Regions from separate parts of the Homo sapiens genome. Here region 2 is linked to region 1. Evidence: chromatin loops called from intact Hi-C (ENCODE). Cell type or tissue: mammary epithelial cell. All regions are shown on one strand.

The links. Hi-C counts contacts between places; a loop is a spot of excess contacts. Peaks named below come from ENCODE experiments on the same cell type or tissue, not always from the same donor. Only the 100,000 strongest peaks of a DNase experiment are listed, where the experiment ranks them.
Region 2: a loop joins it to region 1, with 5 times the contacts of the local background. A loop is called at or near these places in 3 of 110 quality-filtered maps.

What each region holds. Positions count from the first base shown.
Region 1 is chr3:7,284,342-7,286,841 of GRCh38, reverse strand. All of the region lies in intron 2 of GRM7 (glutamate metabotropic receptor 7), which reads right to left. Among named protein-coding and RNA genes, the nearest start is that of GRM7-AS1, 250 kb to the left of the region's middle. In mammary epithelial cell, a CTCF peak has its summit at 1,137 (motif pointing left); no DNase peak of the experiment used is centred here.
Region 2 is chr3:8,318,720-8,321,219 of GRCh38, reverse strand. The region is part of intron 3 of LMCD1-AS1 (LMCD1 antisense RNA 1); the gene reads left to right. Among named protein-coding and RNA genes, the nearest start is that of LMCD1-AS1, 180 kb to the left of the region's middle. RefSeq lists an enhancer at 311-1,510. In mammary epithelial cell, no CTCF peak of the experiment used is centred here; a DNase peak (open chromatin) is centred at 1,059.

The DNA of each region.
Region 1 (2,500 bases):
AAGATTTTTCATTCTCCAAAACAGAGTGTACTCAAAAGAGGAATAAATAAAATCATACCTTTAATGACCTCAATATAAATTTGATCAACCATTTGCAACAGTCTTGAAAGAAGAGAGGAAGAGACATGCATGCAGAGATCCTTAAATTCTAGAAAGAGACACAAGTGATTGAATAAAACATGACCAGTTTTTAAGGCCTTATGTTTGGGGTCACAAAAAAATTCAGAAAGAAAGAATAAGGGAGGATAAGACATTATTTTCACCTCTGTCATTACATATTCAAAGGGTTATTGAAATTTAGTAAATGAAATAAAAATTAATGAGAAGGCTATGTTCTATGCATAAAAATAAAACCAAAGCTTTTGAAGTAGCTGAATCCGCAAATCATTTGCTCCTGATAAACAGCATTTCACATTAGCATCAGAGCAATACCCACAAGAAAAGAATGTGAGAGGTGAATATTTGTGGATATCATATAATTTCTCTCCAGAGTATAACAAGTCAGAAATTACATGAAGCTCAGGTTTACCAACTGGCCCGACAAATACCAAATTACATTTTGAAATGTAATTCCTCAAAACTGTATGTTAAATGTTTAATGCAAAATATTAAGAAAAACATGTAATCTTGTAACAATGAATATGGGTTTTAATTTAGGTTACACTAAGCAATCACCTTTATGATTATGAGTTTTGAGCATTAAGCTAGCTCTGGCAAATTTCCTTCCCATGAGGGGAAAGTACAGGTTTCTTCTCATTCAAATATCTTAATTAGAGACTAGGATCATAGCTGGGTTGCTACCTATTTGACAATGCTGTGAGTTAAAGAAATCAAAGGAATGCACACAATCATCCAGATTTAAAGTGATTTGCTATATTCATATGTGGTGTGTGGACTCAACCCACATTATCTGCTAATGATGCCCCATGAACTTAAGCTCCAAAAACTCTATCCACTCACATTAAAATCACGTTGGGCTTCAGAAATTAAGAGATAAATTAGAAGGAAAAAAATCATAAATAAATATGATAAGTAGAACAGTGGAAAGGCATAAAGAACCAAGAACCTTCTTTTCCTCTCAGATCAAGGTTAGAGGTTACTTACCAATAGACAATTGGCATCACAGTGCCACCAAGAGGGCAAAAAACTATTTGGTAGGTAGAGGCATCCTAGAACGCACACATTCTGGCCTGGCCCTCAAGGAATAGAAGAGTTTCTATGGATGTTGAGAGTCTACATACACTGTAACATGCAACATTTTATCCCCAGTCTGGAGTTCCTCTGTTACCTGTACTTTTTGGACAACCACCCCTTATAATTTATCATTTTGCGCTCTCAAAAGAGAAGGCACACTAATTTGGGAGGTTTACTACGTATTAGGCCCTATTTGATTGTCATGTATGATCTTCATTCAATAAAACACACGATAACAACACAGGTTTGATTGGAGACACACTGGGATGGAGGTGGTTAGAATGATCAGGCAATAAACGGTGCACTGTCTGTAGGGGGTTTTAAAAAGAAATAACTAAAAGCCATCTGCCTTTTATCTTAATCATATAATAATAATTCTAAACAACATCAGGGAAAAAATACTATTCTTCTAAAAATCTTTTGTTGGTCTAAGTTAGGAGTCAGCAAACTTTTTCTGTAAAGTGGTAGGTAGTGAATATTTGAGACTTTGCAGTCTATGGGCTCTTTCACAGCTACTGAACTCTGTTGTAGCCCAAATCTGCCAACTGCCCTTGACAACACAGAAGCAAATGGTCATTTCAAAAAAATAAAATTTACAATGATAAGCAGCTGGACAAATGTAACCTGCTGGTCAAAGTTTGCTCATTTCTAATATAAGTTCTAAATAACTGCTGCAGTAACTATTAAGTTTTAGTAATATATGCATAAGCTTCAAATTAGCATCATTTTTATTGGGTATCCTTTAATAAGCATTATATTTTATAGGGAAGTGAACTCAGAGAACTCCAAAATGTTTCATTTCATGATTATTATTGAAAATACTTTTGTAATATAGAGGGGGGAGGTGATATAAAATGACTTTAGTTCATAGTATGCCCCTAAGTAAACAATAGTTTTGTTATATAAATGAACATAGGAAAGTGAAAAATGATTTGCCCAAGACCAAGCAGTAGATAAATTAAGCCTAATTTCAAAACTAGTTTTAATAATAAAATAAAAATATTTAACTCCCTCATGATAAACAAAATATAACAATAGTCATGGCTTGGAGTAAACCCGAATCAGAGAATGAAAATTTAGCCTTAGGTTTCTTACCCAGTGCTCTACTGAATGTTGATTAAATCTACATTGCGATAAAGAGGCAAGATAAATTTATAATTCATCCCATCTAAATTTCCCAAACTATTAATAGATCTCTCCATTCATAGCAGATGACATATTTCATCCTATTCATTATGTGATATTCTGTTGACATTTTGAATTGATCTATTTATCTTGATTGTTAGTATTGATTGTCTGTACTAGT
Region 2 (2,500 bases), 1.0 Mb before region 1:
GCGGAACACAGCTGCCTCTGGCTGAATTAAATGTAAATCAATTTACTCCAGCCAACCTTCAGACACTTCAGACATACTAAGTGTTTTTTTGTTGTAAGCCACTTGAATATGAACTCATTTGCTACACAGAAATAGCTACCTGACTCACTGGAGCAAGGGGTCTGATACAGTAGGACACTGAAGATGGATAGTGAGTTACTGAGGGCAGATCAGGAGTTGGAGATCTGAAAAATGTAAGAACAGAGATAGGAGGTGATATGGTTTGGCGCTGTGTACCCACTCAAATCTTATCTTGAATTTAATCCCCAAGTGCTGAGGGAAGAAACTGGTGGAAGGTGATTGGATTATGGGGGAGGTTTACCCCATGCTGTTCTTGTGACAGTGAGTGAGTTTTCATGAGCTCCGATGGTCTAAAAGTGTGGCATTTCCCCCTCTTTCTCTCTCCTGCCACCATGTGAAGAATTTCCTTGTTTCGCCTTTACCTTCTGCCATGATTGTAAGTTTCCTGAGGCCTCCCCAGACATGCGGAACTGTGGCTGAATTAAACCTCTTTCCTTTATAAATTACCCAGTCTCACATAGTATCTTTATAGTAGTATGAAAATGAACTAATAAGGGAGGTCAAAGCAGATGAAACAGAATGGAGTCAAGGTTGATATCAACAGTTGGATTTTTAAACATTTTTGGTATACACTTGTAGAGTAGATGAGATATAAAGGTGAGCTGAGATGGGATAGATGGAGACTGTTTTAAGCCAACCAGGACTGGGTCTGATGTAACAGGATGCTTTTTTCTCATTGAGTTCTTGGCTGCTTATGTCATGGAGAGAAGATAAAGAGGGCTGGGAGAAAACACTTAATTGATAAAGTAATTAAATTTGAGCATGAATTAACTGAAAACATGCATCTTCTCCTGTTGCTTACCTGCTTGTGAAGACAAAGCAACATTTTTTCTCCTGTATTTGATAGAAAATGCAGAGAGATCTCACCAAACCACTAGGCATGTGGTATTTGGGCTGTTAGTCATAGGTTGCCATACCCCACATATAGGAAGTTCTTGACATTCTTGTAGTCGTTAATTCACTGACTGACTCATTATTTGAAATGTGCTTGTCACGTTTTTATGTGCCCTCATGGATTTGACATTCTTGCATGTGAAACATGCATCTATCCTTTTATTATAATTGTTATAACAGTTAAAAAGGAAAAGCACAATGAGATCTTCTATGCTTGGAAGAAGGGGGTGCTTACAGTTTGGGAATCAGTGAGTATTTATTTGAGAAGAAATTGTATTTAAATTGAAATTTGAAAGGAGTGGGAAGAGCAGTCTGTGTGATGGGAACAGTACGTGCAAGGGACCTTAGGTCATGTGGAAAATGGAAGATGGTCCTTTGGAAGATGTATGACCGATTTGAGGAAATGAAAGGTCAGTTTGGCTGAACAGTGAAGAAAAAGGGCAGATGCCTTATTGGCATGGCCAGGTTAAGAGTTTGGATTTTATTCTAAGACTAATTGAGAGTAATTGAAAAGCTTGAAGCAGGAGAGCAACATTATTGAGTTTGTGTTTTAAAAGATTACCCTGGCTATAATGTGCAGAATCCATCAAAAAGGGATAAAAATGGAAGATGGAGCTTGCAGTGGTCCATGAAAAAGAAAATCTTGGCTTGGATTATAGTGGTGGTAGTGGATTTGGAGAGCTTTGCCCTGGAGTTATTTAGAAAGAAGAATCAATGGTTCTCGACATTGTTTAGGGTGTCACGAGTAAGGAAGGAGGAAGACTGTCTCTGACCTGGTTTGCAAAAACTGATTATGCCATTCATAGAGACAGAAGACTTTGAAGAAAAATGGGTTTGGGCATAAGATCAAGAATTTAGTTTTACATATGTTGATTTTGAGGTACTTGTGATATAACCAAGGGGAAAAATCAAGTAGAGAGTTGAGCATATTGTTTTTTAGCTCAGAAGAGAGCTATGAGTCGGACACATCACTTTGCAGGTTATTGGCATAGAGATGGTAGTTAAGTGAAGGGTATGAAACTGGGAGAAGAGATTGTAGAGACATCTTTGAGGACTATCAACATTTTAGAGGGAATTAGTGGGCAAAGGAGGCCAAGAAGGAAAGAGGAAAACTGCAAGAATGCAGTGCCATGAAAGCAGATGGTAAGCTATATTGAATGCACCAGAGAGCTAAGTCAGCTGAGGCATGAAGCAGGTCTGTTGAAGTTAGCAATGGGGAAGTCATTAATAAACTTAGAAAGAGTCACACAGCAAGATGGAGGCAGGAGCCAGATTGTAGTGGGATAGAAGGGAGCAGAAGATGAGAAAATAAAGATGTAAATGTCTGATTAGAATGAGAATATATTCTCCAAGCAGCTACAATTTCTGTTTTTGGGAGAAGCAAGCTTGATGTGTGTGGCAATAGGAAAACACCAACATGAACTGAAAAAGTATGCATGGATAGCTCAGGAAGTTAATAAAGTCTTTACCATTGCAATTAGGAATT